Regions from separate parts of the Homo sapiens genome. Here region 2 is linked to region 1. The links are chromatin loops, found by intact Hi-C in ENCODE. Cell type or tissue: IMR-90. All regions are shown on one strand. Each heading gives the region's core, and the rest is flanking DNA. Links, peaks and the distances in the headings are about the cores only.

The links. Peaks named below come from ENCODE experiments on the same cell type or tissue, not always from the same donor. Only the 100,000 strongest peaks of a DNase experiment are listed, where the experiment ranks them.
Region 2: it touches region 1 in a loop (4-fold over the local background); 28 of 110 quality-filtered maps call a loop at or near these places.

What each region holds. Positions count from the first base shown.
Region 1 is chr5:56,197,438-56,205,285 of GRCh38, forward strand. The region is part of intron 2 of ANKRD55 (ankyrin repeat domain 55); the gene reads right to left. Among named protein-coding and RNA genes, the nearest start is that of ANKRD55, 32 kb to the right of the region's middle. In IMR-90, for the core only: a CTCF peak has its summit at 3,867 (motif pointing left); a DNase peak (open chromatin) is centred at 3,864; H3K27ac peaks cover 239 bases.
Region 2 is chr5:55,711,979-55,718,307 of GRCh38, forward strand. It overlaps SLC38A9 (solute carrier family 38 member 9), which reads right to left and starts at 346. Exons shown (of 16, transcript NM_173514.4): 1 at 239-346. RefSeq lists enhancers at 444-493, 584-773, 609-1,252. In IMR-90, for the core only: a CTCF peak has its summit at 2,523 (motif pointing right); a DNase peak (open chromatin) is centred at 423; H3K4me3 peaks cover 843 bases; H3K27ac peaks cover 430 bases.

The DNA of each region.
Region 1 (7,848 bases), core at 1,848-5,847:
AACATACAGAGCACTTTTCTGCCAATTCATTCTGTTTTGTGTGACCTAATAAAGCAAAAACAAAAACAATTCTCCAAGTATTTCATAGAGCACATAAAACCAGATTTCATGATGATGATGTATTCACTATCTTTTAGATTAAGATCTTCGTTATTTAGATAAATTATTTTAGTATGGTTTTAAAACATAAGGCTTTTGATGTCTTATGTTCTCTAATGATGGTATGCTTATATTTTCTAGTGGAAAGTTCATAGATAAAGCCAATTTTTGTCGCAGTTTGTTTTCAAATATCATAAATTTCAGAGGAGTTTTTCTTACTGTAATGAGATACGAAAATAAACCACTGATCGGCTTTTAATATTATTTGAATATGGAATTGGATTTGAGCATTAAATTTGCTAACTGGTTATTTTCACAATTGTTTTCTTGAGTATTAATTTTTCACTTCTTTGAGACTGTCAAACCATAGTTATTAGCAGGCTGATGCACTTTTGTACTTGAAAGAATCCCTTGATTGATTAAATTATATCTAGCATTTTATTCTCCATTTGTTTTCAGTTCATTAGACTATTATTCTTTGACAGTTTCTGCTTTGTATTTATTGCCCTTCTTTATTTGTTTTATTACTAATTCCCATTTTCTAGTTACTCTTAAATGCTGCCTTCAAAGGGTTAATTTGGCTGTTAATAGTGACTAAAATTTTTATTACTTAATTGAAAATTTTAAACCTACGAACTGGGTTTCCCTATGAGATTGAAAGTAAAAGTCTAAGAATAATGCCTGCTGGCTCTCAAGATAGTTGCCCTACTTAAAAATCTAGAATTTTAAATTAATTCTGCATCTACAATTATTATTATTACTGTTTTTTTTTCTTTTTTTGAGACGGAGTTTCGCTCTTGTTACCCAGGCGTGATCTTGGCTCACCGCAACCTCTGCCTCCTGGGTTCAAGCAATTCTCCTTCCTCAGCCTCCCGAGTAGCTGGGGTTACAGGCATGCACCACCACGCCCAGCTCATTTTGTAGTTTTAGTAGAGACGGGGTTTCACCATGTTGGTCAGGCTGGTCTTGAACTCCCAACCTCAGGTGATCCGCCTGCCTCAGCCTCCCAAAGTGCTGGGATTATAGGCGTGAGCCACCGCGCCTAGCCACATCTACAATTATTAAAGGAAGTAAAGTTATTTGGATTCTTCCACTCACCCTTTTCTCAAAAACAAAAAAAACCAAAACCCATTTGCTTTGTTTTTCTTCTTTATAGTAGGCCTGACAGAAACATACTGAAGCAATCTGGGAGACAACCTGTGATAGATCCTATGCTAAATGTTAATGTTACCTCTGTTGATTTAAAAACACGTGTTTAGGGGCTGGGCAGCGGTGGCTCACACCTGTAATCCCAGCACTTTGGGAGGCCGAGGCAGGCGGATCACGAGGTCAGGAGATCAAGACCAACCTGGCTAACATGGTGAAACCCCGTCTCTACTAAAAATACAAAAAATTTAGCCGGGCGTGGTGGCGGGCGCCTGTAGTCCCAGCTACTCAGGAGGCTGAGGCAGGAGAATGGTGTGAAGCCGGGTGGCAGAGCTTGCAGTGAGCCGAGATCGCGCCACTGCACTCCAGCCTGGACGACAGAGTGAGACTCTGTCTCAAAACAAACAAACAAACAAACAAACCCAAAAAAACCCAAACACGTGTTTATATCTAAGAGTTGAAATAAAAACTTTAACAAAGGGTGGAATAAGGAATTTTACAAATTCTCTTTAGAGAAACCAGCTCTAAAGTTTTAGGGTTGAATTGTGCTCTATTTCAATTCCCTTACCTCTCTAGTTTTCAGTTTATATTAGTTAAATTTTAATAACTTTGCAGGGCCCGGCAAATTAATAACCTACATGAAGTATTTTATCAGAGGGAAACTAATCTTACTGCTGAGCAGTGTGTTGTACTACATAGTGAATGTTTGTGTTTTGGAATCTAACAATTATTTAAGGTAATGGTGTTATGAATGGTTTAAAAATGTCTGGTGACTTGCTTATTTTAAGTGATCACCATTAAGTCAGAAAAATGTATTTTTAAATGTTTCTTAAAGTGGCTTTTGAACATTTTTAAACAGTTGATTTAAATAATGCATAAGATAAATTACCATGTTCAAAGTTAAAAAAAAAAAAAAACTTGGGTGTGGCTTGGTTTGGTGGCTCACGCCTGTAATCCCAGCACTTTGGGAGGCCGAGGTGGGCGGATCACAAGGTCAGGAGATCGAGACCATCCTGGCTAACACGGTGAAACCCTGTCTCTACTAAAAGTACAAAAAAATTAGCTGGGCGTGGTGGCGGGCGCCTGTAGTCCCAGCTACTTGGGAGGCTGAGGCAGGAGAATGGCATGAACCCGGGTGGTGGAGCTTGCAGTGAGCCGAGATCGCACCACTACACTCCAGCCTGGGTGACAGAGTGAGACTCTGTCTCAAAAAAAAAAAAAAGAGGCCGAGGTGAGAGGATCACTTGAGACCAGTAGTTGGAGACCAGCCTGAGCAACACAGCATCTCTACAATTGTGTTTTAATTGTAATATGTATATATATGAAATGTGTAAAAGTCCGTAAAAGCCTGGAAGAACGTGCATCAAAAAGTCTATAGAGATAATCTCTTGGATATTCTTCAGAACTTTCTATATTTTTCAAATTCTCTATAATGAATTTATGTTCTTTTATACCTGTCAGAATAAACCAAATTCAGGCTTACTAGCTTTAATAAACTAATACTAAGGGGGTACACAGAGCCTAGCATATCTATAACTAAGAAAGCAAGTCCTTGCTGTTTGATAACATCCTAAAAAAGAAAAAAGTATGTATTTTGCTAATTCTGACCTTTATAAATACTCTAGTAGGTTTTTTTTTAAAAAAGACATAGGTATGTATTTTAATTTTTATTAATTTTTACCTAAAAATTGGAAGAATAGACAGCCTTAAGATCATTTCTTTCCTTCATTTTTCATGGTCAAAAAACCTAACTGATTTCTGGATGTATCATAAATTATCCAATGTCAAGGGCTTAGCATTAATACTGGTATGTCAGACACGTAATAGGCTATTAAAAATGTTTTAGATTAGAGGACCTTCCTTAGAGTATCTCAAGTTTTACAAAAAGTTCCTTTTTTAGAGCTTCATATGGTGGCTCTGTCCTTGGGTTATTATGGAGCTCTTTGGGAAAGCCCTTGACTGCATCGGTTACTGGGCCCATTTTGTTGAAATTACCCAGAAGTTAGCTTGACATTTGTTCTGCCTAAGCTGTGACCCTTTTGCAAAAGGGCCAGGTCAGTGGAAGGGCACATTGGGTATTGCAATTTCAAGAGCTCAGACCAGGGTAATTTGGGGAGGCTTTCTTTGGTTTATTCTATTCTGAGGATTCTTGGGTGACTAAACACATCCTAGGGTCACCAATGATGTCTGGATTCATTTTGGACAACCACAGAGGACTCTGAAGCTCTTTCTTAGATTGTTCCTTGAAATAGAATTGATTGCCTCTGAAGAACTCATTCATCCATTTACTCATCTACCATATGCTAGTAAAATTGTAGTTACAAAGGCTACAGAGTTTCTGTCCCTAAGAAAGACATGCCCTAGTGGGAAGACAAATGTCTTATTTATGATTGAGACATACTGGAGATATTATGGCAGGACGGGAAGAATCACTTCAATGAACAGTTTCCTGGGCATTCCTCTAATTCCCTCTCTCCCCCTGCGGGATTATCCTGAATGCTTTGAAGAAACTGCATTCTTAGGGGTACCCAGAATGACCTATCCACAAAGTGGCGTCTTTCCACCTTTAAGGAGCATGCCAGGCCTTACACTGCACCACGATGGCTTCATGGGACAACATTGCCACCCACTGGTAATAAAGAGTCTCTGTGGACCTTCACCTGGGCCCTGAGTCAATCTGGAACTCTTTGGCCATGCAAGAACAAGTTAAAGGTCATTGATACAGCTGGCTGGCATTGAAACAAAATTAGTCTCATGTGACTTTTTTCAAATATATCAGGTGACACAAAGCATACATATAGAAAAATGGTAAGAGCACAAGCTCTGGGGCCTCACCTCTAGAGTCTGATTCTGGCACTGCCACTTACCTGCTAGCTATGTGACCTTAGGCAAGTTGCTTAACATCTCTATGTCCGTTCTTCACTTGCCAAATGGATAAGAATAGTGCCTCCCCCTTAGGGCTGTTCTGAGAGCTAAATGAATTAATTCATATGAAGTGCTTAAAGCAGTGCCTGGCCCAGAGTAAATATTCAAAGTGTGTTAATTAGTGGGGTGATTCCTCAAAGACCAAGAGGCAGAAATACCATTTGACCCAGCAATCCCATTACTAGGTATATACCCCAAGGAATATAAATCATTCTATTATAAAGATACTTGCATGCATATCACAATAGCAGCACTATTCACTGTTAGCAAAAACATGGAATCAACCTAAATGCCCATCAGTGATAAACTGGATAGAGAAAATGTGATACATATGCACCATGGAATACTATGCAGCAATAAAAAAGAACGAGGTCATGTCCTTTGCAGGGACATGGATGGAGTTGGAAGCCATTATCCTCAGCAAACTAATGCAGGAACAGAAAACCAAACACCACGTGTTCTCACTGATAAGTGGGAACTGAATGATGAGAACACATGGACACATGGAGAGGAACAACACACACTGGAGCCTGTCAGAGGGGGTGGTGTGGGGAGAGGGGGAGCATCAGGAAGAAGAGCTAATAGATGCCGAGCTTAATATTTAGGTGATGGGATTATCTGTGCAGCAAACAACCATGGCACACATTTACCTATGTAACAAACCTGCACATCCTACACATGTACCCTTGAACTTAAAATGAAAGTTAAAGAAAAAAAAAAACAAAGTGTGCCTGTTGTTATTATTATCCAAATTACTACTTTGACATTGATAGGCACTTGTGTCTCCTTGCTCTTAAACGAGACCCTTTGCCTTGTGCAGCAGGCTGTAGTAATTTTGTGAGCAGAAACATTTTTACCATTTCTCATGTCTTCTCCAGTCCCTCAGGGTGTATTTCCTGAGATGATAAGAGTGTTTTAGAAAGTGTCAGTCATATGAGAAGAAGAGAGTTTCTTTCTAACATTTTAAAGGGAAAAATAGCTCCGAACTTTCCACATGTACCAGTTGAGGGAACAAACATGCAAAGTGACCTTCATACCGTGGGAGTGGAAAAGAAGAGATTTCATTCTGTGGGGAGGAAGTCTTGCAACAATATTATCTCAAGAGTAAATATCTGACTGCAATCAGATCTTTCTTCCTAACCAAATTTGTGATGCAACACATGTTGTGTTTCTTTGAATGTTAGCATCTCTGTGCTCTTGCGGGGGTAGGTTTTCTGAGCTGTGAATGGCATTTCATGTTGAGCATCTCTCCTGCATGAAGAGGACCTGGGGAATGGAATTTTCTGTTTTAAGGAGTGTTTCTGTGTTGAAATTCAGTAAAGATGCCTCTTAGAATGCACTTTAATAGAATGCATCTTTATTTTAATAATATTAATTCTTAAAAATATCTTAATCTTTATGTATGGGGCCTTTAGGATGGAGGCAATATACACATTTACTGATTAATTTAGTACACATGTTCTGCTCAGATGGGCTTTCTCACCCACTGGGGTTTTGTGGAAACTTTTCTGATGTTAAAATATTATGTCAAGAAATACTTTGGTAATTAGGCAGTGATATGGTCTGGCTCTGTGTTCCCACCCAAATCTCATCTTGAATTGTAATCCGAATTGTAATCCCTACATGTTGGCGGAGGGACCTCGTGGGAGGTGATTAGATCATAGGGGTGGTTCCCCCATGCTGCTGTTCTCATAATAGTGAGTTCTCATGAGATCTGATGGTTTTTTTAAAATTTAATTTAATTTTATTATTATTATACTTTAAGTTTTAGGGTACATGTGCACAACATGCAGGTTAGTTACATATGTATACATGTGCCATGTTGTTGTGCTGCACCCATTAACTTGTCATTTAGCATTAGGTATATCTCCTAATGCTATCCCTCCCCACAACAGTCCCCGGTGTGTGATGTTCCCCTTCCCCTGTGTCCATGTGTTCTCATTGTTCAATTCCCACCTATGAGTGAGAACATGCGGTGTTTGGTTTTTTGTCCTTTCGATAGTTTGCTGAGAATGATGGTTTCCAGCTTCATCCATGTCCCTACAAAGGACATGAACTCATCATTTTTTATGGCTGCATAGTATTCCATGGTGTATATGTGCCACATTTTCTTAATCCAGTCTATTATTGTTGGACCTTTGGGTTGGTTCCAAGTCTTTGCTATTGTGAATACTGTCACAATGAACATATGTGTGCATGTGTCTTTATAGCAGCATGATTTATAGTCCTTTGGGTATATACCCAGTAATGGGATGGCTGGGTCAAATGGTATTTCTAGTTCTAGATCCCTGAGGAATCGCCACACTGACTTCCACAATGGTTGAACTAGTTTACAGTCCCACCAACAGTGTAAAAGTGTTCCTATTTCTCCACATCCTCTCCAGCACCTGTTGTGTTTTTTTAATGATTGCTGTTCTAACTGGTGTGAGATGGTATCTCATTGTGGTTTTGATTTGCATTTCTCTGATGGCCAGTGATGATGAGCATTTTTTCATGTTTTTTGACTGCATAAATGTCTTCTTTTGAGAAGTGTCTGTTCATATCTTTTGCCCACTTTTTGGTGGGGTTGCTTTTTTCTTGTAAATTTGTTTGAGTTCATTGTAGATTCTGGATATTAGCCCTTTGTCAGATGAGTAGATTGCAAAAATTTTCTCCCATTTTGTAGGTTGCCTGTTCACTCTGATGGTAGTTTCTTTTGCTGTGCAGAAGTTCTTTAGTTTAATTAGATCCCATTTGTCAATTTTGGCTTTTGTTGCCATAGCTTTTGGTGTTTTAGACATGAAGTCCTTGCCCATGCCTATGTCCTGAATGGTATCGCCTAGGTTTTCTTCTAGGGTTTTCATAGTTTTAAGTCTAACATATAATTCTTTAATCCATCTTGAATTAATTTTTGTATAAGGTGTAAGGAAGGTTTTATAAGGGGATTTTCCCCCTTTGCTTGGCACTTCTCCTTCCTGCTGCCATGTGAAGAAGGATGCATTTGCTGCTTCTTCTGCCATGATTGTAAGTTTCCTGAGGCCTCCCCGACACTGCAGACCTGTGAGTCAATTAAACCTCTTTCCTTTATAAATTACCCAGTCTTGGGTAGTTTTTTTGTAGCAGCATGAGAATGGACTAATACAGGTAGGTAGAAATCTTTAATTTTATGAAGGATTATGCTAGCCTTGCTGGCTTTTGGAAATTGAAAAGTAAGTTAAGTGTTGTTATGAAACCATCCTTCCTCCAATCTTCCTTACTTTCTTCTGAATCAAATACATGACTCCACCTACCTCTCACTTTCCAGGAATGGCAGGTGTTGGAGTCAGGCATTTGCCATTTTAACTGCCAACTCTGGAAAATGAGGAATTGGTTTGTTTAGTCTGGAGCAGAGCAGAATGTTCATGTTCAGTTGAACATGATAGCTGTTTTCAATTTTGAAAAAGCTGGAAGAGAGTTTAGACTTGTTTTCTTTTCTTTCTTTTTTTTTCTTTTGAGACAGAGTCTCACTCTGTTGCCCAGGATGGAGTGCATTGGCATGATCTTGGCTCACTGCAAGCTCCGCTTCCTGGGTCCGAACCATTCTCCTGCCTCAGCCTCCTGAGTAGTTGGGATTACAGGTGCCTGCCACCATGCCCAGCTAATTTTTGTATTTTTAGTAGAGATGGGGTTTCACCATATTGGTCAGGCTGGTCTTGAACT
Region 2 (6,329 bases), core at 179-4,178, 490 kb before region 1:
CTGACTTTCTTTCCCTGAGCCCTTGAGGAGCGCGCGCCGTGCCTCCGGAGCAGTCTCCGCGGCTCCAGGCTATGGCCTCCCTGAGCCCCAAAAGAAGAGACGGTTCCGATGCGCTGCAAAGAACTATCCCAGGTGACAGCCGGCTTCGCCCCAACTTCAACCCTTCCCGCCGCCTTCCCTCGGATACCTTCCCACCTCCCCGAGGGGCGAGTTTGCTAGACGTGGGAACGTGATCTACCTGAGCAGGCCGAGCCTTCAACCTCGGAGAACTAGACGAGAAGATAAAGATTCCCTTCCCAAATTCTCGCAATTTGCGACCGCGGGGCTCCTAGTCCAAACAGGAAGCGGCAATAGCCTGGGTCGCAGGGGCCGGCGGGAGTTGGAGTTCTGAATGCGCCAAGCCCGCGGTCGCTGTCAAACCTCTCGCCGCTACGGACTACAACTCCCAGAGGGCTCTGCGACGGCCAGCACGCCCATCACCGCAGGGCCCAGCCCCGAGGCTTCAGGAGGCTGGGCAGCCGGCGCGCCCAGGTGGGCGAGTCCAGTCGGAACTGCAGCCCCGAGTTTGCTCCAGTTCCTTGTCCCGGCTGGAGGCTGGGAGGGGTAGTAGAAGGAATGCAATCTCTTGCCATTCATAGAGCCCCGGAGGCCACGTGAGAAAACGCTGATGCGGCACCTCCATCGAGGGATCACCCCTCTTTTGGGCTTTCCTGGCGCGTGTTGTATGATCTGGTTACGTCCTTGGACCCTACAGACACAAAGGGAAGCTGGTTTGAAAAAACTGTTGAGTTGGCATGCTCCCTCCGTCGTCTAGATATTTGGGTTTGTTTTTTAAAAATGTGTTTGCAAATTAGTCTCTAGGCTAAAAGGGGCTTTAGAAGGATTTTAGAGGCCCACCCCACATACCCAGCAATTTTCCCCAAAACCTCCCCAAGTAAACATACAGTCTAAGTAAAATTAATGTGCTTGTTATGAAAATCAGTTCAAGGTCAGTCCCTGAAAAGCATATGGCCACCCTAAGCTCTTCTTACAAAGGAAGCCAGTGGCTCTTTTTGTTTCTTTTTCTTTTTTCTGTTTAAACCAGAAGAAACAGTGTCTGTAATGCCAGAAAAAAAACTAAAAATTTAGACCGGCTCCGTGGCTTATGCCTGTAATCTCACCATTTTGAGAGGCTGAGGTGGGAGAATCACTTGAGGCCAGGAGTTGGAGACCAGTCTGGGCAACATAGGGAGACCCCATTTCTACAAAAGAATTTAAAAAATTAACTGGGCAGGGTGGCACCTGCCTGTAGTCAAGCTTACTTGGGATGCTGAGGCAGGAGGATCATTTGAGGCCAGGAGTTAAGGCTGCAGTGAGCTATGATGGTGCCACTGCACTGCAGCCTGGGTGACAGAGCAAGACCCTGTCTCAAAAACAAAACGAAACAAAACAAAAAACCTAAACTTGAAAATTCAAATTTAGGCTGGGTGCGATGGCTCACACCTGTAATTGCAGCACTTTGGGAGGCTGAGGAGGGCAGATCACAAGGTCAGGAGTTTGAGACCAGCCTGACCAACATGGTGAAACCCGTCTCTGCTAAAAATACAAAAATTAGCCAGGCGTGGTGGTGTGCACCTGTAATCCCAGCTACTCTGGAGGCTGAGGCAGGAGAATCGCTTGAATCCGGTAGGCGGAGGTTGCAATGAGCTAAGATTGTGCCACTGCACTCCAGCATGGGCGACAGAGCGAGACTCAGTCTCTAAAATAAAATAAAATAAAAATTCAAATTTAACAAATAGCTAACATTGAATGCCAAGAATTTTACGTGTATATCTTTTTAAGTCTTTACCACAGTTCTGGAAATGATAATATCTCTTTAAGTCTTTATCACAGCTCTAGAAATGTATATTTTTCCTGTCTTACAGAAAAGGAAATAGTCCCAGAGAATTTAAGTGCCTTGTACAAGGCTAAACAACTACTAAGTGGCAGAAGATCTGGAATTCATACTAAGATCTTATCCCAAAGCCTGCGTGCTCTCAAACATTGCGTCTATTATGGAGGGCTTGACAAATGCAAGGCAAACGATTTAATGAATGTTGTCTTTAAGGGAGATAAAAGTTGTTTTGCTGATGGTATTCTTGTTCAAAAACTTTTTTAACTGTTCATTGGCCCTGCCTTCAAGTCAGGGCTGGTCAAGTAACACAAGTCAGTAATACATTCTTTTGATAGTTTCAGTGATAGCAACCTTTCTTTTTTTTCTGCATTCCAGGCTGAGAAAATAATTTCAAGCAAGGCTGGGAAACACAAAAGTAAATAGTATGAAATGATGTCAGCAAAAAATGGGAAAAAAGTAGGGAACTCAAAAATGAATAAGCTGGCAAAACTGTCAGGAGCACCTTTTTTGGAAACTCTGAAACTGATAAAAAAAACTCACAAAATCCAGGGGAACATGTAATGAAGAAAAAACTGCTGAATTTTGGTAAGAGAGTTCTGTGGTCATCTTCTATTCTCCAAGTTGTCAGTGGCCTTGAAGATGGCAGCCACATTCCTGGTGTGGGTTGCTGGCACCAGAGGGAGCACTATGGACCTTATCCTCAAGGAATTGTAGGTGTGTTTTGACCTCCCTGATGGTTTCCTGAAGGTTCAACTCAACGGCTTGCCTTTGTTTCACCTGCCTCAGAGCTTCCTCAGGGCTCAGGCAGCTTCCCAGGCAGTGTTTGTCAAAAACATTAAAGGCAAACAGCCAGTGTCACAGAAAGCAAGGTATGAAAGCCAGGACAAGCAATAAACAGACCAAAAATCCTGGGAAGGAAGAGGCTGGAGAAGGAGATAGTTGGGGGAATAAAGGCTTTGGAAAGCTTCATTTTATTCTGGGGAATCTAGAAGGCCATCGGCATGCCCTGGTCTGGATGCATACTCAGAGAAAAACCTAAGAACACCGTAAACTCTCACCTCTGACTGACCGTCAGCTTTCATGCAAGCAGGAAGTGAAGGCTAAGGTGGCGTTGTAAACTACCTCGTTAAGCATTGAAGGGGTGCCAGAACACATAGCTAACTGGCAAAGACTGGGAGTGTTTTCTCGCATTTTGGGCTTTTATCTTTTTATTTTTTGGTTTGAGACATTTAATAAAAGAAATAAACAACAACAAACTCTGGTGGGGAGTGGGAGAAGCAGATGTCCATAATTACCATATTATATACAAAATGTCCAGTTGTCAACAAGAAAAAATTATGAGGCATGCAAAGAAAAAAAGTATGGCTTATTTATAAGGAAAACATTTTTAAAGAACATTCCTTTGGGAAGCCCAGACATTGTCAACTGTCTTCAATATGCTCAAAGAACAAAGAAAATAATAGACAATAACTAAAGGAAACCAGGAAAAGTGAATTGTTCAATAAATAGAGGATACTATTAAAGAGGTAGAAATTATAAAAAGAAAGCAAATAGAGTTGCTGGAGTTGAAAAGCACAATAATTGAAATATAATGTTCACTGGAGGGGTTCAATAGCAGATTTGAGCAGGCAGAAGAAAGATTGGGGAATTTGAAGATACATCAAGAGTATACAGTTTGAGGAACAGAAAGAAAAAATAAGAAAAATGAACAAGACCTGTAAGGATTGTGGGACACTATCAAACAAACATTTGCACAGTGGGAATTCCAAAAGGAGAGGAGAAAATAAAGGAGTGTAAAGAATATTTGAAGAAATAATAGCTGAAAAATTACCAAATTTAATGAAAGACAGGCGTCTACACATCTAAGAAGCTCAATGAACTTCAGGGCGGATAAATTGAAAGGGATCGACACCAAGACAAATTGTGATTAAATTGTTAAAAGACAAAAACAGAGAATTTTGACAACAGCAAGAGAGAAATGACTGGTCATGTATAAGGAATCTTCATTAAGATTAACAGTAGGCTTATCATCAGAAACCATGGAGCTCAGAAAGCAGTGGAATGACGTAAGTGCTGCGAATAAAAGCCAAAAAAGAATCCTGAATCTGGCAAAAGTATCCTTAAAAAATGAAGGAGAAATAAATATGTTCCTAGAACAACAAAACGGAAGGAGTTCATAACTACAAGGAATACTAAAGGAAGTCCTTCAGCCTGAAAAGAGGCTAGGAGAGAGTAGCTCAAAGCCATATGAAGAACTAAAGAATATCAGTAAAGGTAACTACATAGGTGAAATTAAAAGTAAGTAGTTTTCTATTTTTGGATTTGTAACTCCTCTTTTTTAAGGAAAAAGGATTTAAAAAATAAATGCATAAAAGAATAATTATAAATCTATGTTAATGAGCACATAATATGTAAAGATGTAATTTTAGACAGTGCTACCCTAATAGTTGGAGAATTCAACACCTTGCATTCCATAAAGGCCCAGATAGAAGATCAACAAAAAAGTTGAAGACTTGAACAACACATAAACCAACTAGATCTAACAGACATTTATAGGACATCACTCCCTCCCAAGAACAGCAAAGTGTATGATATGGTTTGGCTGTGTGTCCCCACCCATACCTCATCTTGAATTGTACTTCTTATAGTTCCCACATGTTTTGGGAGGGACCTGGTGGGAGATAACTGAATCATGGGGGCAGTTTTCCCCATACTGTTCTTGTGGTAGTAAGTCTCATGAGATCTGATGGTTTTATAAGGGGTTTCTGCTTTCGCTTCTCTCTCGTTATCTCTTTGCCTGCCACCATCCATGTGAGATGAGACTTGCTCCTCCTTGCCTTCTGCCATGATTATGAGGCCTCCCCAGCCATGTGGAACTGTAAGTCCAATTAAACCTCTTTCTTTTGTAAATTCCCCAGTCACAGATATGTCTTTATCAGCAGCGGGAAAATGGACTAATACAGTAAATTGGCACCAGTACAGTGGGATGCTGCTGAAAAGATACCTGAAAATGTGGAAGCGACTTTGGAACTGGGTAACAGGCAGAGGTTGGAATAGTTTGGAGGGCTCAGAAGAAGACATGAAAATGTGGGAAAGTTTGGAACTTCCTAGAGACTTGTTGAATGGCTTTGACCAAACGCCTGATAGTGATGTGGACATAAGGTCCAGGCTGAGGTGGTCTCAGATGGAGATGAGGAACTTGTTGGGAACTGGAGTAAAGGTGACTTTTGTTATGTTTTAACAAAGAGACTGGTGGCATTTTGACCCTGCCCTAGAGATTTGTGGAACTTTGAACTTGAGAGAGATGATTTAGGGTATCTGGCAGGAGAAATTTCTAAGCAGCAAAGCATTCAAGAGGTGACTTGGGTGCTGTTAAAAGCATTCAGTTTTATAAGGGAAGCAGAGCATAAAAGTTTGGAAAATTTGTAGCCTGACAATGCAATGGAAAATAAAATCCCGTTTTCTGAGGAGAAATTCAAACCGGCTGCAGAAATTTGCATAAGTAACAAGGAGCAGAATGTTAATCCCCAAGACAATGGGGAAAATGTATCCAGGGCATGTCAGAGGCCTTCATGGCAGCCCTTCCCATCACAGGCCCAAGGCCTTGGAGAAAATGGTTTTATGGGCTGGGCCCAGGGTCCCCGTGCTGTGTGCAGTATAGGGACTTGGTGCCCTGCATCCCAGCCACTCCTTCCAGAGCCATGGCTAAAAGGGGTCAAGGTACAGCTCAGGCTGTGGCTTCAGAGGGTGGAAGCCCCAAGCCTTGGCAGCTTCCACATGGTATTGAGCCTGCGGGTACACAGATGTCAAGCATTGAGGTTTGGGAACCTCTGCCTAGATTTCAGAGGATGTATGGAAACGCTTGGATGCCCAGGCAAAAGTTTTCTGCAGGGGTGGGGGTGCTCATGGAGAACCTCTGCCAAGGCAGTGTGGAAGGGAAATGTAGGGTGGGAGCCCCCACAGACACTCCCTACTGGGGCACTGCCTAGTGGAGCTGTGAGAAGAGAGCTACCGTCTTCCAGACCCCAGAATAGTAGATCCACTGACAGCTTGCACCATGTGCCTGAAAAAGCCACAGACACTCAATGCCAGCCCATGAAAGCAGCCAGGAGGAAGGCTGTACCCTGAAAAGCCACAGGGGTGGAGCTGCCCAAGACTATGGGAACCTACCTCTTGCATCAGCGTGACCTAGACGTGAGACATGGAGTCAAAGGAGATAATTTTGGACCTTTAAAATTTGACTTCCCCACTGGATTTTGGACTTGCATGGGGCCTGCAGCCCCTTAGTTTTGGCCAATTTCTTCCATTTGGAACGGCTGTATTTACCCAATGCTTGTACTCCCATTGTATGTAGGAAGTAACTAACTTGCTTTTGATTTTACAGGCTCATAGGTGGAAGGGACTTGCTTGTCGCAGATGAGACTTTTATTTTTTTTAAGACAGTGTCTCACTCTGT